Linked DNA regions of Mus musculus: regions 2, 3, 4 and 5 are each linked to region 1. A link is a loop called in an ENCODE intact Hi-C map of the cell type or tissue named here. Cell type or tissue: left cerebral cortex. All regions are shown on one strand. Region 1 has its middle 82 kb from the start of Gm48606. Region 2 holds the start of Gm36372 (a long non-coding RNA gene). Region 3 holds the start of Gm46335 (a long non-coding RNA gene). Region 4 has its middle 42 kb from the start of Mir6387. Region 5 overlaps Gm5432 (a long non-coding RNA gene).

What was found. A loop is a pair of places that touch in the nucleus more often than their neighbours do. Peaks named below come from ENCODE experiments on the same cell type or tissue, not always from the same donor. Only the 100,000 strongest peaks of a DNase experiment are listed, where the experiment ranks them.
Region 2: it touches region 1 in a loop (2.0-fold over the local background); 3 of 42 quality-filtered maps call a loop at or near these places.
Region 3: a loop joins it to region 1, with 2.7 times the contacts of the local background. A loop is called at or near these places in 2 of 42 quality-filtered maps.
Region 4: a loop joins it to region 1, with 7 times the contacts of the local background. A loop is called at or near these places in 2 of 42 quality-filtered maps.
Region 5: it touches region 1 in a loop (6-fold over the local background); 4 of 42 quality-filtered maps call a loop at or near these places.

The regions. Positions count from the first base shown.
Region 1 is chr12:16,147,715-16,152,714 of GRCm38, reverse strand. No RefSeq gene overlaps it. Among named protein-coding and RNA genes, the nearest start is that of Gm48606, 82 kb to the left of the region's middle. In left cerebral cortex, no CTCF peak of the experiment used is centred here; DNase peaks (open chromatin) are centred at 575, 1,114, 1,384 and 1,983; H3K27ac peaks cover 1,661 bases.
Region 2 is chr12:16,228,800-16,233,799 of GRCm38, reverse strand. Gm36372 (a long non-coding RNA gene) reads left to right here and starts at 1,356. Exons shown (of 4, transcript XR_381302.4): 1 at 1,356-1,655. Gm48606 (a long non-coding RNA gene) reads right to left here and starts at 1,544. Exons shown (of 2, transcript XR_003950290.1): 1 at 1,212-1,544. In left cerebral cortex, CTCF peaks have their summits at 8 and 2,464 (motif pointing right); DNase peaks (open chromatin) are centred at 1,477 and 2,687; H3K27ac peaks cover 958 bases.
Region 3 is chr12:15,893,341-15,898,340 of GRCm38, reverse strand. It overlaps Gm46335 (a long non-coding RNA gene), which reads left to right and starts at 1,518. Exons shown (of 3, transcript XR_001780552.2): 1 at 1,518-1,590. In left cerebral cortex, a CTCF peak has its summit at 2,945; DNase peaks (open chromatin) are centred at 609, 1,196, 1,647, 2,931 and 1 more place; H3K27ac peaks cover 429 bases.
Region 4 is chr12:15,756,576-15,761,575 of GRCm38, reverse strand. No RefSeq gene overlaps it. Among named protein-coding and RNA genes, the nearest start is that of Mir6387, 42 kb to the left of the region's middle. In left cerebral cortex, no CTCF peak of the experiment used is centred here; DNase peaks (open chromatin) are centred at 633, 2,002, 2,505 and 4,025; H3K27ac peaks cover 1,898 bases.
Region 5 is chr12:15,829,320-15,834,319 of GRCm38, reverse strand. It overlaps Gm5432 (a long non-coding RNA gene), which reads right to left. Exons shown (of 3, transcript XR_001780551.2): 2 at 1,283-1,675. Among named protein-coding and RNA genes, the nearest start is that of Gm5432, 15 kb to the right of the region's middle. In left cerebral cortex, no CTCF peak of the experiment used is centred here; DNase peaks (open chromatin) are centred at 1,523 and 2,156; H3K27ac peaks cover 626 bases.

The sequences.
Region 1 (5,000 bases):
GCTTATTTTAATAGTCCACTAACCAAACAAAGTGGAACAAGGACTTTTCTCTTTGGAAATACCTCCTTCTCTGACAAGACACTCTGAGATGGTGTCCTGGACTGACTAAAAAGGAAAACAAAACAGAAAGGACAAAGCTGGGATTTCTTGCCAGTATCCATCTCTCCAGCTGTGGTTGTAATGCGAGCAGTTGCCTCACACTTGCGATGCCTTGGCTTTTCTGTCACGATAGTATGTACTCTCGTGGCTATGTCACGTGTGTCAAATTAAGTTCTTTAAATTGCTTTTGCATGGCATTTTGTCACTTCAGTGAGAAAAAGTAGTAGTATAGCTTCTATGTCCGGGCGGGGCAGGGCTGGGCCTGAAGTATGCCAAGAAGGTGGGGCAGGCTGCTGGAGTGGATTCAGGATGCTGAGTAAGGGAAGGCTGCAGGACCATGAGGGCCATCAGGGGGACGCAAGTGGGCCGGTTGCTTCTGAAATGTAGCCGCAGCATCCGTGGCAAGCTCCCTGCCACAGTTGTGGCTGCTAGCTGTGGGCTCCTGAGTCCGATTCATTTATCTTCTCTCTGGCTGTCTCCACTGGCTTTGCAAACCGATCTTCTAGAGTGGCATGAATCAATACCTCTCTGACTTCAGACGAGTTATAAGCTTTGGAGTTCTTCCACAGTGAACTTTCACATCTAGCCCAGAACACTCTGACACTCTGTCTTATACCACTTGGTGAGACCTTTGGTGGAAATTCAAGGTCTGGGCTTTTGACAAATTTCTTTTTTCCTTAGTCTGTTCATCGTTGGCACCTGATGGGGGCTATGATATTAGTACGGGAGGTTCCACCCTGCTTGATCATACAAACGCTAGAACATCAGTGTAAATCTCAATTCTCCCAGATCCCACCTTGACAGCCTACGTACATGAGAAAAAAGTACTTTCAAATTACCCCTGAATATACACCATCATAAAGATCCCATACATTCAAATTGCTTTTAAACAACAAACCCATAGCCTGTGAGCAGTGAAGCTATAAAAGTGTGTGAATCATCCTTCCAGAAGTCTCGCCTCCAGGCACGCCTGACACCCTTCCTTGCCGGAAACTCAACCTTCACAAAGACTGGAGGCTGCTGACAGCCTTCTGGGGAATAGATTATCTGATTCCACAGGCAGTTAAGAATAACATACAAATGTCATTTAGACGGACAATTTCTATGTGGATCAAAAGACACACTCAAGTTACTGGCTATGCTAGCCAAACCCTTTACTTCAATAATATCACAGCAAACCCACAAAACCTTTCTGGACTGAATGAGTACCAGTGTGGTGTGTGGGAGCTCTTCAGACATTCCTTCCAGGTTAGTAGATTATTTGCAATTCAGCTCTTTTACTGATGAGCATGTTATGCAACGAGCAGCAGCAGCCCAGGGGGAAAGCTAAAAGCCTGGGCTGCTTAAATTTTTCCACTGGATACTCACAGCCAGCTGGAGAGAGTGAATGAATATGCCTGGCTCTCCTGCCCTACTCCACCAAATGCCAGGGTGTGAGAGGGAGGGACACAGTGGCTAAGTTCACGGGCTCTGGTGGGAGATGCTGTGACGTTGGAGTTCTGTTGCTTTGGGGAGTCTACAGCCTGGGGGGCTTCCATTGCCTCTGTCGGTTTGAATTCTTGTTATCTCCCTGGATGATTTTTGTCTTTTTTTATGGGATGGCTAAAGATTCAGAATTAATACATGCTAGCTCAGTGCTGTTTCTGAACCAATGGGTCTATAGGCATGAGCTATTTTTTTAAAATCAAATTGTAAGTTTCATGTTTATTTTAATGCAGGCAGTGGTGCATTTTACTTTATATGTCTTTAACACAAAAGAATAGGGTTGTTTTTTTCCCAAAATTTCTAATAAAACTGACCCTTCCAGGTAAGGGGTTATGCTTTTGTTTGGCTTTGCCTAAGCTCTGGTACCCTGATGGAAAGCTTTGCCATGCTGAGGAGGAACAACTACGTTTGCCAGGAGATCCTCCCAAAGAACATGTGCTATTCCTTGTCTGGGCAATGGAGTGAAACCCAGTCCCCGCAGTTGGATCACTGTGGCAGGGAGGGATTGCCTAATTCCTTCCTCATTGCTTCTGATCTAGGGAATATTCACAGTAGTCACCCCCCAAGTCCATTGGAAAATATTCAGAGTAATCACCTCCCCCCCCCCAGCTCCATCTCATGTTTCCCTTTCTGCATCTTCAGCTACAAGTAGCCAACCACAGCTTGGTGAGAAGTAAATGATTCCAGAAATAAGTAATTTAACCAACCATAAATAGCCTGTATTGCAGTATATAGTTATAATTTTTAAAATTTTACCATTAATTATTGTGATTAATTTCTTACTTTACCTAATTTGTAAGCCAAATGTCACCACGGTACATATATGTAGGAAAAACCACATATATGTAGGGTTTACTACCATGGTTTCAGGCATGTCCTGTGGGTGGGTCATGTAATGTACCCCTTGGATAACAGCAGACAGCTGTCTTCATGGACTTGTTCATAGCCTTGCTGCGTCTAAAGATCATCACCGCAGACCCAACTTCAAGCCCTGTGGCCATCACTATAAAGAACAATGGCAAGTGTCTGGCCCTGGCAATGAAGAACTGTGGCAGGGATTGGTGGTCAAAAGCTTGTTGCTATCTAGGAAGTCTGGTCTCGGGGCCAGGAGCAAAACTCTAAGCTGTTGGGGCATATAACACTTCTCTACCTATGCCATGAAAGGAAAAGCAGCGAGCTAAAGGACCCCATTGTTTCACAGGCCTTCTTATTTCAACTCCTCACACACACTAGTACCCCAGTGATTAAGAACATTTATTATCCTCTTCTTTTGAGAACATAAAATAGACATTGTTTTTATGAGAGTTGTTTGTCTCTAAAATTAGACTTTCAGCCTGATGTAGTGGTAGAAACTGAGGCAGGGAGATAAAGAATCTGCTGATATAGAACTGTCTTAGTCAGGGTTTTACTGCTGTGAGCAGACACCGTGACCAAGGCAAGTCTTATAAAAACAACATTTCACTGGGGCTGGCTTACAGGTTCAGAGGTTCAGTCCATTATCATCAAGGTGGGAGCATGGCAGCATCCAGGCTGTCATGGCACAGGCAGAGCTGAGAGTTCTACGCCTTCATCCAAAGGCTGCTAGTGGAAGACTGACTTCCAGGAAACTAGGGTGAGAATCTTAAGCCCACACCCACAGTGACACACCCATTCCAACCAGATCACACCTATTCCAACAAGGCCATACCTCCAGATGGTGCCACTCCCTGGTCCAAGAATGTACAAACCATCACAAGCACCTGTCTCAAAATTTAACAGCAAAATAAATTAATTATATAAAGTGATTTATTATATAAATTAGTATATAGCAAAATGAAAATAGACGTCATTTCTTTTCCAGAACAGGATTGTTTTTTTTTTTTTATTATTCAGGAATAATGTGAGAATTCTGGTGATTTTATAAATTTGCAACGCTGTCTACATATATTTGGCACTTATACCACATTCCAGTTCTATGACATGATATTGTGGATCAAAATGTAAACCTAGATAAATTGTATAAAATAATTATAATAACAAAATTAACAAATGTTTAATTTAGATTCCAAGTCAGGCTCATGAATGCTAGAGCTAACCTGGGTTAAATCTGTGTGTGTGTGTGTGTGTGTGTGTGTGTATGTGTGTATGATTTGAAAATGTAATCAGAATCCTTTACAGGCCTATTCATCTGGTTGGTTTTCATTTTTGAGAAGCCCTGTAAGAGGATGAGGAGACAGACCAATCAGTAAAATACTTGCTGTATAAGCATGTAGATTCCTAACACCCATGTAAAGGCTGGGCACAGGTGTGCTGGTCTATAACTCCAAGCTGCTAAGGCCAAAAAGACAGAGCCCTGAAACTCATTGGCCAGCCGGTCTAGTTAAATTGGTGATTTACAGGTTCAGTTAGAAAGATTATTTCAAAAAATAACATGAAGAGTGACTGAGGAAGATACCCTATGCTGACCTCTGGCCTACACACACACACACACACACACACACACACACACACACACACACACACACACACACACCAGTCAGTTGCTTTGCAACCCATAAATACAGATGTTCTTTGCAACTGGTCTGTACTTGTGCTCTCTTCAGTTATTATAACCATAGATTCCCACCAGCCTGATAATGTTCAGCCTCTGCTTGCACATGCATCTTTACATCAATGCCTATATGTCATGTGTGTGGATTCTCAGGATCTCACATGCTGACTTCATACTTAGTGCTGCTATGGGAAGGCATGGAATCACACATCGCTGTACCCCTTTGTGCTCACACGTTCAAATATAAACTTAATCAGGGCTGGCACTATGCCTCTGCTTTGTCTTTTGTAACTTTTGTGCTGCTGTGAAGATGCTATGACCAAGACAACTTATAAAAGAAATAGTCTGTGAGGCATTGGACTATGCCAGGGAACTTGGTGAGGTTGAGTGGGTTCAGAAACCCTGGTACCTCCGACCTGAGGGGAATATGTGTTTCACCTACTCCCAACCAGATTCCTGTCCTAGAACACATGATCACGGTACCCCATGGAGGGGACCCTGATAATCAATCACTTAGGGGAAGGGCTTGAAGCCCCTCTACATGCAGATGAGGCATCCCTAACATCCCATACCAAGCCAATAGAAAGCATCTGTTTTTAGATGCCAACTCACCACAAAATGTATATAAGACCCTGTCCACAAAGAATAAAGCATGAGAGTTACTTCATCAAGGATCATCTGAGAATGTCTGTCATAAAAGAACTGTAACACTTTTGGGAAAGAGAGTTCTTTACCGAAGCTTTCCCTGCTGGGAACTGCTGGAGCCTACCATATTCACTTGGTTTGACCTTGTTTCTTAGCTACGGTGCCCTACCAGAAACCTAGCAGCTCTCCCAGATCCAGCTCTCCTTCCCTGCTCACACCGCAAGCCACCAGCTATGTAGGG
Region 2 (5,000 bases), 81 kb before region 1:
CTTTTGAAGGCCATGTGTTAAATGTTTGATTGCCAGCCTGGGGCGCTATTGGGCAGTGGTAGAACCCCTAAGGCTTGAGACTTAATGGAAGTCATGAAGAATAAAGGGATGTCAGACCCAAGCCCCTTCCCCTTCCTCCTTTTTCTTTGATTCTCAGAAGCCTTGGAGTGGGAGCAGCTTTGAATCATCCTGTGCCCCCTGCTGTGGTGCTTGTCCCTTTCATAGATCCCCCCTCAATGGACCCAAACAGCCATAAACTCAAACGATGAGTCAATATAACTATTTTCCTCTTGATCAGTTATTGACTCTAGGTATTTGTGTCAGCAGTAGAAAGTTGACTAATCACAGAACATGGTGGACAACGATCAGAAGGAGACCTAGAGGTGCTTGAAGGTCAGAATGTTGCAAGGTGTGTGTGTGTGTGTGTGTGTGTGTGTGTGTGTGTGTGTGTGTGTGTGTGTGTTGTCATGGGAATGTGTTTCAGAGAGAACAATAGTGCACATGGAGGCCCTTTAATTAGGGATTACCTAGCTTCACTGTCTCAAGAATAGAAAGGAGACCCATGTACTTGAAGTTTTGGAGCAGCCAAGCAGTAAGTGCCTTCAGGGGAAACTGGAATACCCAAAGGCCAGCAGTGCTCATTCTTGTCGCTGGTGCTGGGGCAGGTGTTCTGATCACCAGGACGGTGTCTTTTCCACCAAGGTGAAACAGTAAAGCACATGCCACCTCCCCTTGGAAAACTCAGTCATGATGGCCTTCAACAACACGTTGTTAGGTAGCTGGTTATTGAGTAACAGACCTGAGGGATGCGGGAGTAGACGTTTCCTACGGAATCAACAATGTGGAGACCAGTGACTAGAACCATGGGACCTTAATTACTGAGTCATATTTCTGGCCCCCGGAGGGGACGGGACATCCTGAGCTGCCTGGAAGACCAGCAGCAGATGTTTATCTAACCTGGCTCCAGGAACCCCAAACCTCACAAGATTACTGGTGGTAATCTTTTCTGGTGGTTTTCTGATAAAGAAAAAACAAACAAACAAACAACCCCCCAAAAAACAAAAACAAACACAAATAACCACACACACACACATGGTTGCTCCCACCTGTATGAGCTAATCAAATCAGGACTGTCAATCACCTAGACACAAAAATGCTCCCTCAGGAAAAACTGCCTGCTCTAGAGTTGTTTAAAATGGTATAAATCCTACCTTAAATGGAGGAGACAGCTGTCTCTTTAGCCACTGTCCATGAGTGCATTTCACTGTTCTCTACACAGTCTGTCTCTTATGCTGTGTTCTGTGTGTCTCATCTGAATTCTCCATGCAGATGACAAGAATTCAGGAGCTAAGAGGAGTCCAGAGAGATCCTGGTGACAACACAGAAGATGAGATTTCCTAAAACCTGTGACAAAGAGTAAAAAAGGCTCCTTAGAAACACAAGTAATTCACAAGTGGAAGAAGCCAGCCAGCTCTTAGGCATGTACAGTGGGATCTAGGTCAACTAAGGTTTGTTCCTGCAGAAAGCAAGCCTCTGCACTCTGAGCTCATGTGACTTCTCATTGAGACATCTGATCTCGGAGCTTCCTGGCCAAAGGCACAGCACGCATGGCTGAACTCTATTAATTCTAGCTGGAAAACCCTGCAAGGATACAGGTTTGATTTTCTCCTGATCCACTATTGAAGTTTTGTTCAGTGTTTGAATGTACTCATCTGACATAGTTTTCCTTCCTTCCTTCTTTCCTTCCTTCCTTCCTTCCTTCCTTCCTTCCTTCCTTCCTTCCTTCCTTCCTTCCTTCCTTCTTCCTTCCTTCTCTCTCTCTCACTTTCTGTCTTTCTTCTTTTTTTTGTGGTGGTGGGGTATTAATCTAGGACCAGTGTCTCCTAGGTGACAATAGGAATGTCTCAAAGGAGAAGTGGCTAACGTAACTATTAATCACCCTAAAATGAAGCTAATTAGGGAATAATAAGTTAGAGTGGGAGAGGATGATGCTAGGGCCGAGAAAGGTGAGTTTTTTCCTATTTGATTCTGAAAGCTGGATGCTGAGACCTTCCATGGGAGGAAGAGCAGAGTGCTTTCTATTGTATAGAAGCAAGCTAGGATTTCAGAGATCAGGGAAAGCAGGCCAGGCTCCCAGAAAGCCTTCTTATTTCTGAAAGACAGGTGAGTCCAAGTCTGTAAACGCTGTAAGCTGTCGAGACCTTAAAAGCCCAGAACTTAATCTCTCTGATGTTTCTTTGTTCTTGTATCCACTTAGGATGCTGGTCCTGTGTGGAAGGTGCCTGGTGGCTGAAGGTACAGCCCCATAGGAAAATCACAAAGTCCTCATGTTAGAACCTACATAAAATAGAAAGGTACAGGGACCATGGGGGCTCTTGCTTCATAGTGAGCTTTCACCATTGCCCTAGGTTGGAGAGCACTAGCTAAAGCATGGGGGTGAAGACAAAAAGGGTATAGAAGTTTCCAGAAGAGGGTGCTGAAAGGACAGGGTGTTAAGCTCCCAGAGGGGCTTTGGAGCACCAAACAGGCTGTCATTGCAGATGGCTCAGTCTGAGGTGGATCAGAAGATGAGCTTGAGATGTAAATAGGCCATGTCTCAGAGAGTCTCGAATGCTACGTGGAGAAGTTTGCATATGGAACAATGAACTAATTTTAAACAGAGGAAAGACATAGTCAGATTTGGGTTTCCACAGATTGCCCTAGTTTCGTAGAAAGACTAGAGCAAAGGCACATTTTGTGGCAACCTTAAAGAAAGCATGTTCTAGGTCAACCATAGTAAACTGAAGAAGAAAAGGTGGCCATTTGTTATGTAGGGTGTGGAGACACAGAAATGCGGTAAAATTGGTAACATGGAGAAGGAGGTTCCACATGCTTGTCCGTGCCATCAAAAAAGTGGGTATCGTGTTGCTAAAAAGGGAGAACACATACTTTTGGTTAAATTGCAAAATGTCCTGTTTAGTATAAGTTTATGTCTGTGTTATTCAAACATTCCCCAAGCCATGCTTACAATATGTGGAACAGATTTCATTTCCTATTTTAAGGCAGAGCATGTAGAAATTGAAGCAGACCTTCAGAAGGTGAACAGGGATGTACGGAAAGGGAGAATTTGTATTTCTAGGTAATCTTTGAAAGGAGGTCAGACTGTGCTAAATGGTTCAAGAGGTAAGACTCACATTTAACTGGAACATCAATCTGAGTCATTATGTTCAGAGGTTAACATCATGAAGTCACTGAAAACAACTATTTTGAAGTATATAGAGTATTTCTGGGGAAGGATGCTGTTCAGCTTGATTCTCGAGGGAAGGTGGATGAGGGGTGACTGGTGTCATACCACTCACTGTTTTTGTTTAGTTAAAAAGAGGAGGAGCCTGTTCCTGACTTCTTGAGGCTACCAGGAGAGTATAGCTTTGAGACTGTACCCTGGACTGTCTTCAACCCGCCCCCTACCCCTGGATTCCATGAATGCTTCAAGAAGTACTTCACCTTGAGATGATGGGAGCTTATGACTTCAGATTTCTCTCAGCCCAGAAATGCTGCCATCCCTTCTGCTGTGAGCACCCTTGAGATTTGCTAAAAACTGAAATGGAAGTAGCTCTGTGTGAAGAACATCTCTAATGGGATTTGTTGTCATACAGAAAAATCTCACAATATTTGAGATGGTCTCTTGCCTTTTTGGATTTTGAATTTGACGCCTGTGACATCAGTGATGTAAAGAAAACAGTATGACATTATGTTTAGATTTTACTGATGTATAACTTATAATTAGCTGAGATAAAGTAGATGTACAAGTTGTTTGTGATGCCTTCTGGAAATCATGAAGGTTTGGTACAGCTGCAGAACACAACTGCCAAAGATATCAGCAACCCACTCTCAAGCAAGCTTCAATTTATTAAAAACAAATCTTTAAATATAGTATAAGAATATTCAACAGCCATCTCTTTGTGGCCATCAAGAATGTGCCTACTTCCTGTATGTTTCTATAATGTTTTTTCTATCTGTGTTCCTTCCCTCATAATTGTAGCGAATACAGTTGTTATTGCATGGCTCTGGAGAGGCTCATAGGTCTTTCTTGATAAAAGATCCCAAACTCAGGGGTACTACATATCCTATTGACCCTTTCAAAATTACTACCTTGTGCTTTACCTTGTGTAAATTAGTATTTAAACATCATATTCTGAATATAAAAATAATTTACCCCCACCCCAAATGTGGATGATCAATAATGAACATCATCAGTATTTAGTCATTGGATCAATAGAGGCCAAAATATGACAGCTAGCTCAAGGAAGTGCCTCAAACTCAGATGCTGTGGGGGATGTGAATCTTGGGGTGGGGGTGGAGGTGGGAGTCAGACTGAAAAGCAAGGTGTGAGCTTGTGGCTCTGCTGGGGAAGACATACCTTCTGCAAAACAGTTTTTCAGCAACAAACAAAAAGGAGTGAAGAGGCTGGGACACAGCACTGTGGTGGAACACTTGCCTAAGGTGCAGAGCCAAGCATTGAGAAGGAAGAATGGAAAACTCCTAGGGGTGGGTGGTCCACCTTCTCAGTTCAGATGGCACAGAAAGAAGGATGTTAACTCCCTGGGAGCAGCCTTTCTGTTTGTGTCATTCACTGATGTATCCCTGGCACTTAGAACTGCATCAGCCAAAAACATACACTCAATGCTTCTTGCTTCTTGCATGAATTATTGAAATAGTCAAATAAAACACTTCCATGGGTTTAATTCATCTTCTAGAAGAGCCATTTACAGCCAGCATTTTAGAAAGCATTACTTAATTCCTTTTCCCCTAACTTGAACTTCTTTTTCTGGCCTTTCCTATCTCCATTAAAATCATGAAACTATCCTGTCCTAACGAGTATGACTTCCTCCTATTGGTCCTGAAAAGTAATCAACAAATGCAAAACAACAACAACAACAACACCTAAGTAGAAAAACCTCACTTATAGACACTCTACATGGATTAACCCTGGTACGACACACAGTACTGTTATTGGAATG
Region 3 (5,000 bases), 250 kb after region 1:
AACTTCTAGAATACTCTTTGAACAACATGCTGGGCTGATTGACAAGCCAACTTGATCTAAAGTGTCAAGTTTGGAAAAGCAAAAGTAGTGTCTCTCTATGCATTAGTTCTAACATATAACTGCTTTATAAGGGAAAATATCCAGCTGGAGAAGCTGCTCCACATTTAGTGGCAAATATAGTCATCCCTTGAGAAAGAAAACAAAAGAAAAAGAAAGAGAGAGATGGAAAAAAACATTAAGAAAAATGTAATAATGTATATTAAAATCTCAATCTTTGGTACTGACACATCAAACTGTAACTCATTTTATTACTTTTACCATTACATTATTTTTATCTGTCCACCTGTATTTATTTTTTTCAGGTGATAAAACTAATTTTGGGAGATTATTTTCCTGCCACAGATTCTCAGCTTCTCATATTGAGGTCACACCAATCATTCTGTATGCGTAGGCACATACTAGCCTCTGGGTAGTCTGCAGTGGGCATCAACTGGATTCCCACCCAGCAAGACCAATCAAGAAGACCAGTGGAGAGCAATGTTGAATTCATTCACAAATAGCAGGAACAAAACCTGACCTACTTTAAGTTGTGAAGTGGGGCTCCTGAGCTTCCATTTCTGGATGAGAAGAGCTAAGCCTGCCAACGGACTTTGTTTGATCTAGACATCAGGCATTCATGTGCTGATTTGATGAGACAGGGCAAACACACACTGTGCAGTCTATATTGCTGCTTAGTGCTGGACTTTTGCAAGGCCAAGGGAAGGAACATATACAACCTGTGTTGAGTTCTTACATTCCTGGTATTTCATTAATTTGACTTCGGGCTCCATTTAGCTGCATCAGGAGAGATTAGTTCCAGGCTGTAGTTCCCTCATTCTCATTGATGAGTAGTTGCAAGAAGCAGGATTATATAGATAGAAGTATAAGAGCTAAATCACTATTTGTGACAAGCAAAGCATAGTGCAGAGGGGCAGGCTGGTCTGAGGAACCCAACACAGGCCATAGTTGTCAGAAGGTACAGCATCATACAGAGATGCAGAGATGAGTCAAAAGGAGCTAATGGGTCCAGAGGGACATTTAGCTCATGCAATCACTGAGCAGCAAAGTCAGATGAGAGGATCTGCGGTCACTAGTGTGTTAGGCTCCTGGGTTTTCACACAGTTCTCCCCATCTCAGAACCATATGCTGAAGACAAGATGGGACTGTAGTGTAGGAAGAAACTTTGAGTCAGAAAAGAAAAGTCATATGCCATAGCTCTGCCATGCATTTGCTGTGGAGTTTAAGGAAACGATTTGCCCATACACAAATGGGTACATTCTGACCTGGCAGAACTTGCTCAAGGGACAGTGGCTGGTGTGGCTGTATGGAAGATGACAGTCTTACCCTGCCATCCTCAGTTGTTCAGGGTTTGTGCTTCTTACAGTCTTACCCTATAGCTCCATAGCACTCTTGTGGAGCTGGAAGAACAAAATTTCTGCTTTACTAAGAATTCAGCTATTATTTTTTTCTCTCTGTAGAAGTCTGTCCTCCTTTGATCTGAGATTGACAATCGAGGCTATTCTGAGAAGGACTAATTACAGAACACATCCGGTGAGTGCCCCTTTTTCGCCCACACACACAGCTACTGGAGCTGCAATGTGACAAGCCAGCCTTGCCAAGTGGCCCAAACCTATGGCACCTGTGGGCAGTGGTTGCCCATGGCAACAGCAAGGGGGAGGAGCTGCAAAGATAGAAGTCACAGTGTCTGTCTGGTTTTGTTCATGATTTCTGTGTGTGTGTGTGTGTGTGTGTGTGTGTGTGTGTGTGTGTGTGTGAGAGTGTGCATGTGTATAGATGGGCTGTGTGTGTGTGCATGGGTGTGTGTGTGCACATGCATGTGTACATGTATAGAGAAGCATGCAATTAAATTTGAGGGACTCAGAACAAGGTGATGGGAAGAAGTTGTATTTCTGCTTGCATTAATTTTAACATATTACTTCTTAAAGGGAGAATGTTCCGTTCAGGAAGCTGCATCTCCTCATTTACTGGCAAATTCCTTGATATTCACAGGAGATGGGCTCCAAGAATCTCAGAGTTATCAAAATCCATATAAGTTCAAATCATCTATAGAAAACATAGTATATTTGCATAGAACCCCTGTATGCTCCCTATAGCACTCAATGAAGTTTAACTGGTCTTTAAAAAAAAAAACATTGTATTGTGTTGTGGAAGAAATTATGACAAGAAAATAAATCCTGTGTATGCTATGTAGAGATACCATTTTTTTCCTTGCTCAACTTTGTTTGTGGCTTGTTGAATTCATGGACACAGAGGTGACAGAATGTATGTAGGTAACAGAGAGATTTACCTTATCTCACATTATGTGACACTAACCTCTTCTTGGGAAAGACTTCAGGGTGTCTGTCATTTTAGGATGATAAATTTAGAAGGAGAAAAAAAAAAGAGTTCACCACAAGCAGATAAAGGTATTTAACCATAAGCCAGGCCCAGGATGACAGGAATGGGAACAGAGAACAGCAGTGGTTTGTCATCCCTGCATCTCAAGAGCCACCAACAAGGGTGCAGGGTGGCTGTTCATCAGTACAGTCTCCTGCAGAACCTCTTTGGGAGCATCAAGGACATTTCTGGGTACATGTCACCAGCCTCTTAGATTCTCAGGTCTCCACAATTTTATCCATCAGATGGGAATAGCTTTTATCATCGAGGTTACTTTAAAGATTCACTACAATTTAGAAAGTCCCTAACCAATGCCTACCAGAATGTGGCATGTAAAGATTGCAAATTCCATACTTAGAAGGGAACACTCTTGCATGGACAAAGAACTAAGGACAGAGTACATGTGCAGCTATTCTCAACAGCCTGTCTACGGGCTGTGCTGTCCTTGGTAGCCCTTTCCAGACTTTGCCTGGCTGCAGGAGGTTGCAGCTCAATTCTATTGCCTCTGGAGGCACTCTTCCTAGTCTGTTAAATAGAGCCAACCACGCTTCTGCCTTCAGATTAGGATTGCTGAGGGGTGGATTTGCTGCTAGGCAATCACTGAACAATAATCTTTGTCAAACAGAGAGGGGGGGAGAGGAGGAGGAGGAGGAGGAAGAAGAAGGAGAAGAAGAAGGAGAAGAAGAAGGAGGAGGAGGAAGAAGAAGGAGAAGAAGAAGGAGGAGGAGGAAGAAGAAGAAGGAGAAGAAGAAGGAGGAGGAGGAAGAAGAAGAGGAGGAGGAAGAGGAGGAGGAAGAAGAGGAGAAGAAAATAGGAGCGAGAGAACTCATATCACCATATCATAGCTTAGAAGCTATTATTCTGGAAATTTCTCTTTCTCTCAGCAGCTAGTGGTATGAGTTATGTGCCCACCTCTCCTCTCCATGCTAGGATTTTTATCTGGCTTGACCTTTTACAGGTCTTGTGTATGCTGTCAAAATGCCTATGCATTAATCTGTGCCACTGCTCTCCTGTGTCCAGAAAAGTAATTCCTTAAAATTATCCATCCCTTCCTTTATGAAGAAAGTTAAGCCTTAAAGGAGGGGTGTGATATGTATGCCCCATTTAGGGTGGAACCTCCTATAGTTTCTTATTGTCTGCAGTTTGAGCAGTTCAGGTGTCTATGTCAATAACCATCTACTATAGGCATCTTCTCTCGAGAGGGTTGAGAGATATGATGGCCTATGAGTATAGCAACAACTCTTAGAGACTTTAATACCATGTCTGTTTAGCTTAATAATAGCATTAGGGTCTCCCCTAGGGCCTATAACCTATCGGTATGTTCTTCACCTCATAACCATGAACCTGACCATGAAAAGCATCTTCTCACAGCTCTTGGAACTTGATCAGCAGCTAAGAAATTATCTGTTCCTTAGCTCAGGCTTAGAGTCACCCTATAGCACTCAGTCTGCCTGTAGTTTCTGACATCCCATGCTGACCTTCTGTTCTTCTGATATCCTTCCTTGCCCTTGAAACAGACTCATGAGTGAGACATGCAAGTATTTGTGCATGCTCTGATGAATATTTACATAATACAATGTGATCGCAGTTGAGACGCACTTCTGGAATGTTTTTTTGGGAGCAAGAGTTAGAGTGAGGACCTTTACCAGAACAATTTGTGAAAGGCCAAAGTAGAATTTACTAAAATAAAAGAAATGGTTATGTTTTCATACACACACACACATACACACACACACACACACACACACACACACACACACACACACACACACACTGTTTTCAGTAAAGAGGCACATATGATGAAGAACATCAGGAAGGGTTTTCACTTTCAAAAGAGGATTGCATTGTCTTTGCCTGAGCAAATATATGTCCAATTGTATGTTAAGTTACTGTCATCATTATGTTTTCACTGAAACATGTTTTATTGAAAATACTCTAGGAGAAAAGTATTTAAGTAAATGCATACCTTCATGAAAAATGTAAAACAAAACAGAAGTTAGCATGTCAGATTGTACTGTGCATGGGACAGTGCAAGACTGTTTGTTTACCTTCTCTCCTTCATCTCTTTACCAATAAGTAGGAATAATCCCAATGTCTGTCTTTCCAGGCTCTGTCAAGGTTCCAGGCCTTGTAATCCTCGGAGTTCAGTGTGTAGTGTATGATGGAGAACAGCTATGTTCCTGGCAATACTAAACAGGCATGTTGAATCAGTGATACACTGTCCCAGTGTGATTGCGGAGACACATAAACTATAGGTGAAAGTTCTTTGTCCTAATGCAAGTGGAACACTACTGCTTTTATAGAGCAGTCAATTATGCTATCTCCCCAAGCAGCAGAATCTTTCCAAAGAGCTCACTCCTCAACTGATTCCATAGTTACGCTTTGGCATATAATCCCCTGGTCTATGACAGCATGCAAGCAGATAAGGACATTCAATACTGAGATCAAATGTAACTGGCCTATTTATATCCAAAGATGAATGTGCACTCTTTGGTGGGGTTCAAAAGAACAGAGGCCCCAGGAATAAAGCTATGATTCACATGAATTGTAGCTTCTAATTGCCT
Region 4 (5,000 bases), 390 kb after region 1:
TGAGCAGCCTAGAAGAGTGTGTTGCTCAGAACTACCTAACTATATGGAGGACCATCTGACACAGACCTCTTTTTCTTCCACATCATGTTCATCATTGTCAGACAGTGCACAGAGCCGTTCTATGCTATGTGCTAGGTGGTTTTGATATCTTGCTGAGTAGTTGTCATGCAGTCAGTATCTAGATGAGGTGGTATACATAAAGATGAAGTAACATACTCCAGAGGCATGGGATACTTTGGCTAGCTGACGCAACTATAGTCTCTGCCAGCTTTACATAGGTGGTAGGTGCTGTGCCTCTGATCTCACAGCCCAGGCAGGTTCATGCCGTGCTTCACACTCTTTGCCCCTGACTCACTGTTTCTTCCTGGAGGGGAAAAATCCTAAAATTTATCTTCCTAGAGAGCCAAGAAGACTGCTGCTCTCATTGGCCCACACAAGAGATGCTATGTCGCTTCAGTTCCCTGGAATTTGCAGGCAAATGTTACCCGGTTTTTTGTTTTTTTTTTTTTTTTTTTGGCAAAGCTAGAAGAACATGCCATATTCACAATGCCTGACTAGAGTACTAGGAAATGGGGCCCCCTCCTCCTGCCACCTCCAACTTCCTCTGCTCTCTTTCTGTCTTTCCATTCTTCCTACAAGTACCTCCGGGCCTGGCCAACGGCTTCACATCCACAGCCAAAGGAACAGCACTTCTGGCTCTTCCATGCTTTTTTGGAAGTCCCGTGGGAGTCTCTCTGGGTGTGGTGAAAACCTAAAATGTTGTCTGTCAAGGTTAGCCTGGCACCCTGCAAGTGACAGGAAGAAAAAGAGGGTCAGTACACGGTCTCAGAGCCCTTTGAAAGCCTTTCTCCAAGATAATGGAGGAGAATATTAGAGACCTCAGACCTACCTAAATCTGGAGGACCCCAGAAAAATCAGCACAATTTAGCTTTCCTGTAAGCTCATCGGAAGGAAAGCCAGGAACAAATACAGAGGGGAGAAAGGAGTGGAAGCATCCATCATTTCCTGCCTTCCTAGAGGGGATGGGTCTCTCCCAGGGACAGTGCTCTGGACTAGACAGAGAGGCAATGTAGTTAGTTCAGACTTCTCGTGGAACAGGCTGTGACTCGGCAAATTGTTTGTCTCTCTGGGTCTAAAAAAACATTCCTTGACATTCTAAATTTCCACCCAGGCCTGTTATGAAAGCCAATTTTAACTGTCAATTGATTAGATTTAGAAATATCAAGGACACTAAAATATATACCTTTGGGTGTGTCCATGAAGATATATGTCCAGAAATAGTCAACTGATGAGGGCAGACCCTCCCTTCCTTAAATGTATGGGCAGCATCATGTGTGTGGACCTTTGACTGAATAAGTAGAAGAGAGGGATAAAGTGGTGAGTGCTGGCATTCCATGGTCTTGCTTCTGAATCCATTAGGAATCAGTCCCATCAAGAGGAGTCCCAGGTCTGTGTTCCATCATGAGTAGACATAGCCTCTTTAGTTATGAACCAAAAGGAAACTTTCCCCATTTCACTGTTTCTCTCAGGTGCTTAATCTCAAGAAAGAGAAAAGAAGTTAATACAGGTAGAGAGACTCACTATAGACCAATGCATTCTCACTCTTTAATCTGAGTTAACAATAGTGGGGTCCAATGCATAGTTTTATGATGTGAACTCTGTATGAGAGTTTCTCTGCTGGCTCTGAGTTAAAAAACTTCACAGGTTCTCATTCCACCATTAGACCCCTGTTTTCTTAGGACACGAATGTGGATTAAGAAGACCATCATTGGTCAATGGTCACCTTGAGCCATTAGCACTGATGATTGGACTAAGTGTGTGAGTGGAAGAGAACAAATGGGAAGAAGAGAATATGTGAAGAGGTAGAATGGATGGCTGTGTTGTGTGTGCAGTTTTCAGTTAAGTCTTCCAGCAGGACCAGTTTGCATCATGGAGGAGAATTACATTATTTAGTGGAGTTTGGTGAAGTAACTTAGTAATGACTGTCAAGGGAGAGAGTGCTAGTTCTGGATCTACCACTAACTGACACACATCCTCCCACTTTCTGCTTCTCTACAAAATGAGGCATGTACAAAGTCTTTGCAATGATTGTCTTGTACAAGAGTGTTCTGCTTATTTCTGCTGGTCCCCTGTAGAAAAACACACGGCCACTCAGTATGCTTAAGTTGGTTGGAGAGAGAATTAAAGAAGGAAAGAAACAATAAAGGAAGAAAGAAAGGAAGGAAGGGAGGGAAGGAGGGAGGAAGGAGAGAATCAGTAGTTTCTAATGAACAGCATAGGAAAGCTGAATATAAAAGACGCTAAGAAGACAGAGAAAAAAGCAAAGAAGAGACCAAGACATGGGACAAAAGAGAAGCAAGAAACCAGAGAGACATAACACTGTGGCACTTGGATGCATTTCTAGGCAGCTGCCACCCTGCCATGCCTGGCATGGGCTCCCATCCTCATAGTGATACAGTGTGATGACTTCCTGTGAGGAGAAGCTTCTGTGCCTGGAGCTGATCACATGCCCTGCCTTTCTGCACAGTCACTGCTGTCTCTGTAGAACACTGGAAGTGGAATAATTAACACTTGTTCCCTTGCCAGTGGTGCAGCAGAAGAAACGGGCTCTGAAGCCTACTGCCTGACTGATGGATTGCTGTCCTGCTGTGCTTCCTAAGGGATTACCCGTGCATCCCCACTTCTTGGCAACATAGAGTCAACATGGGAACACTCTGGACATTGGGTTATCTAAGCATGGATCTCGTAAACAAACAAACAAACAAACAAACAAACAAACAAAAAACCCAAAAACACAGAGATCAAACTATGCCAGGAGATGTGTGAGAGAGATCATAATGAGTGTGACAATAGATAGCAAAGCTCTTTCAGAATCATCATCAATGGATGAACCTCTCCTCTAATGAATGCATTTTAGCATCACACTAACTTAATGCAAACCCTATGGGACGTCTTCACTTCCAGCAAAGAATTTAATTTTTCGGAACCTTCATGTTTTTACATACAAGGGATGATGGTCCAATCTTGTTGAAGCATAATGAGAATGAAAGGCTTGTCCTGTGCTTGTTGCTCAGGCTCTTTTCCCTGATACCAGGAGAGTCTCAGCAAATGCTGGTTCAATGTCAACCAAAGCATATATATTACTTGACCATCATCATTTTTTAAAAATTTAATAAAAAGTATAGGCTAGAGAAAGAGTTCAGATAGAAAGGCAAGTTTGAGGACCTGAAATAGATTCCAAGGCACCATATAAAAGAAGCCTACCATGGTGGCATGCTCCTATTATCCTGCTGCTGGGAGACAGAGTCATGTGTTGATCCCTGTGGCCAACCTAGCCTTCTTGGCAAAATCTAGGCCATTGAGAAAGCCTGTCTCATTGACAAAGTGGGTGGTGCCTGAGGACAGCCAAAGTTGTCTCCTGGCCTCTGTACACCTGTGTATATACACATATACAAATCTTATATGCCAAACAGTCAGAAAGAAGTAGAAACAACCAGCAGCCAGGGAGGTGCTGTGGCATTGACTCTCTAGCTGAGGGCAGCAAAATTCTTCCTCCAGGCTCTATTTTCTATTGACTTACTTAGCTTTGATGTTAGCTCAGATGTGCAAATTTCCTTCCTCTAGAGCAGTGGTTCTCAACCTGTGGGTCACAACCCCTTTATTAGACACTTACATTACGATTCATAACAGTAACAAAATTACAGTTCTGAAGTAGAAGCCAAAAATAATTATATTGTTGGGGGTCACCACAACATGAGGAACTGTATTAAGGGGTTGTGGCATTAGATTGGTTGAGAACCATTGTCCCAGAAAGATGTTTGTGGGGGCTATGGTATCCCTGGCATGATCATGTATAGCTTTTGCTAAAAATCTTTGAGCTTCAGCCTAATCGTCTTAAAGTGCAGTTTTTACTCTCTTCTGCACAACTTCTGTTTCCTCCCTCAAACTTGGAAAAGTATTTTTGTATTCTTCTATTTCCTGCCTTTTCTTACCACGTTTTCGAAGGAGAATCAGCTGTTCATACCATCTGGTCATCGTCTTACGGCTTAGAGCAGAATGTTTGGTGATATGAAATGCGGTGATTTTCACTTCAGGTACACAGCCACGGATGAAGAGAGTCCCAGACTCTTCATGTCATCTTGCTGAGTTAAGTTGATACTGAGTGAATGGCAGTCGATTACAGGGCTTACCATGGGACTATCCACATAGATGTTAACACATTTACAGTCACTCAGACAGACAGCACAAAACAAATGTGAAGTAAGGGAGATCAGGCTTCTAATTCCACCTCTGTTACTAACTTGCTGGGTGGTAGTTGAATAATTACATAATTCTATAGAGGAGGTTGTATTATTTTAATTTACAGATAACAATTCTGAGGTATGGTACTGCTAGTCTTTGCTCTGGACACCACATTATTATTGTCTTGGGCAAAAAATGTTCACATTTATTTCTGCTAGTCTCCAAATCGAGAACCCCCAAGTTTAGGTTTGAAGAGAAGGCCATCCATGTGGTTGCATCTTACTTCATGTTATTGTGACTTAGATGTGTAATGTCCCCCATAGGATCATACATTCCAGCACTTTGTCTCCCTGTGACTGGTGATGTTATGAAAATTGTAGAACCATTTAGACACAAGGGTTATGGTTGTAGGGGTGGGGCTAGGTGGTTATAGCCTGGACTTGGGTTCAGTCTAAGATCTCTGCTTTCTTATCCACCAAGATATGAGAAAGGTTCACACCCCCTGCTTCCATAGACAGGAGGAAAACTCACCTCTCATGCCTTGCCAGCATGGTAGATTCTGCTCCCTGAACCATGAGCCAGAGATTCCATCATGTGAGTCACAATTAAATTATGGAGAGATGCTGAAGAACTCTTTTAATTAGGTAGTCTGAATATGAAGTACTTCTCAAGAGTTAACTACTAAATGGGGGGTTTACAAGATAAGAGGTAACTAGGGGAAGAACCTAGGGATGCTAACTCTAGGATTTGCATGGCAA
Region 5 (5,000 bases), 320 kb after region 1:
CTGACCTGGACTCACTCCCTCTGTGGAGACCATGCCACTGGGCTCAAGCAAGGAGTGACAGACACCATGAGGTAAGATAATATTCTGGTGATTTCTTTCTGTTGCCTTCTTTTGAACTTATCTCATTCCCTCTGAGACTTTGGCTCATCATGGGGTATTTCTCTCATATTTTGGTCCTCAGTGGGCTTCAGTGACCCTGTTTTCTTTTTGACATTTAGACTGTGAGGTTAAGGCCTGCTGCTTTTATTGACCTTCAGGTGTCTTTTTTGTTTGTCTTATTTTTTATTACTTCCTTTATTTATTTATTTATTTTGAGAATTCTGTGCATAGATATGCATATACAATTTAAATGGAATTTCCTTATCTGGATTGACAACGACCCCTCTGAGACCCAAAGATCATGTAATGACGTTTTTACCTCAACATCAGGCATGTGAAGCCCTCCTTTGCATTGTTGGTGAGAACGTCTAAGAGACTCCCAAAACATAGAGCCTATTGTTATTGGCCTTGGTTGCCTCTCAGAGGTGTAAGGTAAGTCCCTATTGCTGAAGGTATCATGCACTTCAGATGTAGGACCCAGGGTTACCTGAGCTGGAACTAAGCCAAATGCCTTTCCCTAGAAACTAGTTTTCATGGTACCAGACAACGCCATGCAAGCTGCCAAGGGAAAGAAACAGCCAACAGTCCTACCCAGCCGTGTTGACTATGAACCACAGCCATGCTCAGCATGGTAAAATAGCCCTAAGGATGCAGCAGTTCTCTAACTGGGCCTAAGATCCTTTTTTTGTTTTTGGTTTTTCGAGACAGGGTTTCTCTGTGTAGCCCTGGATGTCCTGGAACTCACTTTGTAGACCAGGCTGGCCTTGCTTCCCGAGTGCTGGAATTTAAAGGCGTGTGCCACCATGCCCGGCTGGGCCTAAGAGCCTTAAACAAGAAGAAAACCAAGTCTTACAAGTATCTTAATTTCCCTTACTCGTTTTCTGTGACTAGGAGGCATGCATCTCATACTTGAACTTTACCTGAAGCTGGGAATGGTGGCTTGCTGCAAATTTGCAGTCAGCCTTGCCTGTACATGAGATCCAGGCCAGCCTAGGTTCCAGACTGAGAGTCAGTCTCAGAAGGAAAGCTGGTCCTTAGTAAGATTCTGGCTAATCAGAATATGAACACTGACACAACCTCAATACTCAAGGTCTCTTTTGAAATGTACAAGGATCAGAAGTCAGCCTGGGGGTGGGGTCGGGGTTCTGCACGCCTCTCCTGAGAAGACCGGGGACCAGCTCACCTGTGTCTCCAGCCAGGATGATAGACACGCACCGCAGAAAGCGCCTCTTCTCCCATTGTGGGCCCGCTTTCCTCTATGGAGTCAGCTCTCCTGAGCTGTGAACCACAGCCATTTCTGCAAGCTTTGGAGCCTGCGGGCTGAGGACATGAATGAACTGAGTCATTCCACAGAGCTTCATTAATTTTAAGGCAGTTTAAGATATCTGAGTCACAGGCTTCAGTCATTTAGACTTTCCCAGCTGCCACTGTGCTTGCCCACACACGTTTCTCTTCAAAGATTGCATCTGTGGCTAGATGTGTGGCACTGCCCACTCTCCATCAGTTTCTGAGAGAAATCAACCTCAGAGATGGATGCAAGGGTGACAAGATATCCATTTGCCGTGTGCATCTTAGCCTGCAGGAGGGTTTAATGAAATTAGCAGTCAGTTGTCTTCATTCACATTCATTCCACCACAGACATGTGAAATTCCAAATTCTATACCCAACATAATATTGTACCCAGCCTCCCAAGGAAGCTCAGCTATGCCATATGGTGACTCCACTCACTACACAATATTTAGCAACTTGGTGAACAAGGAATGAATCATATCTTAACCATCTTGGCCAAATATTGTTTTATATAGCAACAGTATTAGTAATATATATGTTTTACTAAAAAAAAAAAAAAAAAAAAAAAAAAAAAAAAAAAACAGTAGTACTTCCTGCTACGCCCACTGAAAATTAAGAACTAGACCTCACTGGAAGTAGACTGCACAATAAAAGAGTTCTTGCTCATTAGCAATCTTCAGTTCAACACTGCACTATACATACGATACTCATTAGCAATCTTCAGTTCAACATTGCACTGTACATATGATACATTCAGAATGTCTGCTTTTTCTTTTCCTCCAGAGCAGCTGCTAGGATTGAGCAATAGTCTCCCAGGGTAACAGAGCAAGGAATCCTGGGGCATTTCCCTGATTCTGAAAAACAAAGAACTTGTAGCCACAAGGAGAGGAGTCCTGAAGCTCTCTCCTTCCTACTAGAGAGAATCCCTTATAATCCCAGGAAAACAAAAGCCTTATCCAGTCTCTGTTGGGGGAAGGTGTCCTGTGGGGACTGGGTGACCACTTTCCTCCTGGAGCCTCAAGTTTGTCATTCAACAAAGATAATGAAAAAATTGTTAAAACATAATGTTGCAGGCTAAATCCTTGTTGTAGAAGATGTAGGGACTGTCTGGGACACGTACATTCACACACACACACAAACACACACACACACACACACACACACACACACACACACACACACACATAGTTATCATCCCATTCAGTAAACATACAAGTTGACAACTGAAAGATGCTGAGATTGTTGCAATCAAGTGTGATGTGACTCTGGTAGAGCCATATGCTGAGTAGACTATCTCACAAAGAATAGCAGCTCTACAGGAGAGTCCCTGAAGATGCCCAAAATGAAGTGTGAATGATCAAACATAATTAGGGAGGAAAAAATGTTATTTATTCCAGTCAAGAACTTGATCCTTTCTTATTGGAGAATAGAATGTAGTGACATAGAGTTGCAGGGAATAGGCTATCTTTATAGCAATCAAGGAATATGGGATAGCATTACTAAGCTAAAGCATTATTTTATGAATATCAAGGAAGGTTTTAAGGAATTCTATTCTACAGCAGCAGCAACTCATCTCACCCCACTCTTTTGAAAACCACTGTACCCATCTCAGTGGGAAAATTGTTAGCTGGGCAAAACTGAGCTGGTTAGAACTTGCAGGGAAGAAAACCACTGTACTTCATCTGGATTTTTCAGCATTCATACCTAGGAAAAAGAAGCCACTGTCTTCAGTCTTGGGGAGAAAGGGGGATAGCTACACTATAACGCTCATTGAGTGAAGAACTGGCCAGACCCTTCCTCAGAAACCTAAGTGACTGAGATGGAAGGGACTTAAGTATCATGTAACCCACGTCTTTCCAGGTGACGGAGTGCAGTGAGCTCAGTGAACATACTCTCAGTGAGCATGAAGACTGATGTCAGTGAGAAGGACTCACTGGGAGTGGCCACAGTGCTCCTGAGGACTGAGTGAAATGTAACCTGATGAGGCATTAGAGTTGGCAGTCTCAGTGTGCACATGGCTAGTCCAACACTGGAGGCCACTGCCACGCAGAGCAGAGAAGACTAAAACATGACCCTCATTCCCAGGAAGATCCTGATCTGTGAAAAAGACAGTTTCACCTCCTACAATGAGAGAGTCATCATCTAAAGGTACTGGAAATGTTAGCCTGTGTTTGACAAACATGATCTTATCCTAGACTCCTGTAAGACTTAAAATCTCTTCTGCATAGCCCTTCTTGGAGGAACTCTGTGTAAGAAGATGTGATGTTAGTCTTAAGGGTCAGCTAGAGCACCAGCTGCTTGGTGCTACAATGGAAGCCCTCTTGATCAGAGGATTTGAAGTCCAGAGACTCACCTTAAATGCAGCAGTGCCTAGTGGTGGGAGCCCCGTATGAGGATATGGGAAAAGGGAATGCAGCTTTTTTCCCTGCTTTGTTCCAAGCCTCCAGTGCCAGATTAGGATTGCTGAGATACACAGGTTCATTGGCCAAACAATGACGCACTGCTTAGCCTCTTCAGCATCAGTCAGCTATTGTTGAACTACCTCGACCATTTCATATATGTCAGTGACCTAACAAATCCCCTGTTAAGAAACGTGCTCATTAGCCAGGCGTGGTGGCACATGCCTTTAATCCCAGCACTCGGGAGGCAGAGGCAGGCGGAGCTCTGAGCTCGAGGCCAGCCTGGTCTACTGAGTGAGTTCCAGGACAGCCAGGGCTACACAGAGAAACCCTGTCTTGTAAAACCAAAAAAAAAAAAAAAAAAAAATGAAAAGGTACATGCTCATTCTAGCACTTCTCTTCTAGAGAATCTTGATTATTGATATTGCATTATTGATACCTCAGTTATCTTTGTTGAGCAGGAACCTTGTCCATTCCTTCATCTTCTGATGTCGAGGGGCAGATAACACCACAGAGATATTTTGTGGATTGAAACCTTGTCTGGAAGGAGTGAAATGGCTTCATTCACACACCTCAAGTCTTGTCACGATTGACTGAAGACTGGGCTATCCTGGAGCACTCTGACCCTTCCCTGTACTTCCTTTATCAGGCTCATTGGTTGAGCATTCAATAGCTCCATCCAGACCTCCGAAGTAAAACGTAGAGTCAGTCACATTTCTTCTGCACTGTGTTTTCAACTAGTCTAAGAAGTTTCACACAAGCCAGATTCCAGAGGGGTCAGACCTTTCTAAGATCTAAGACTTAATTCTAAACCTTTTGGCTACAGTGGCTTCAAGTGTTTGTGGCTCCCTTTCCACCTTTAACTTGTCAAAGTCTGTCTCTATGTTCTGTCACTTCCTGCATGTAAGAATTATTATTATTTTTATTCTTTCTTCAAGAAAGAATATGCTAGAAAGAAAAAAAAGCTAAGTATCTCAGATGAAGAAACTTCTCTCTCTCTCTCTCTCTCTCTCTCTCTCTCTCTCTCTCTCTCTCTCTCTCTCTCTCTCTCTCTCTCCCTCTCTCCCTCCCCCCCCCCACACACACACCAGCTCTGTTACATTACCTTGAGTTTTGTAGGCTCCACTCTCTTGTAACTAGCCCTTGCTATGGTACCTGGTACATAGAAGGTGACCAATAGACAGAAGTCATCTAAGTAACAAGAGCTTGCTA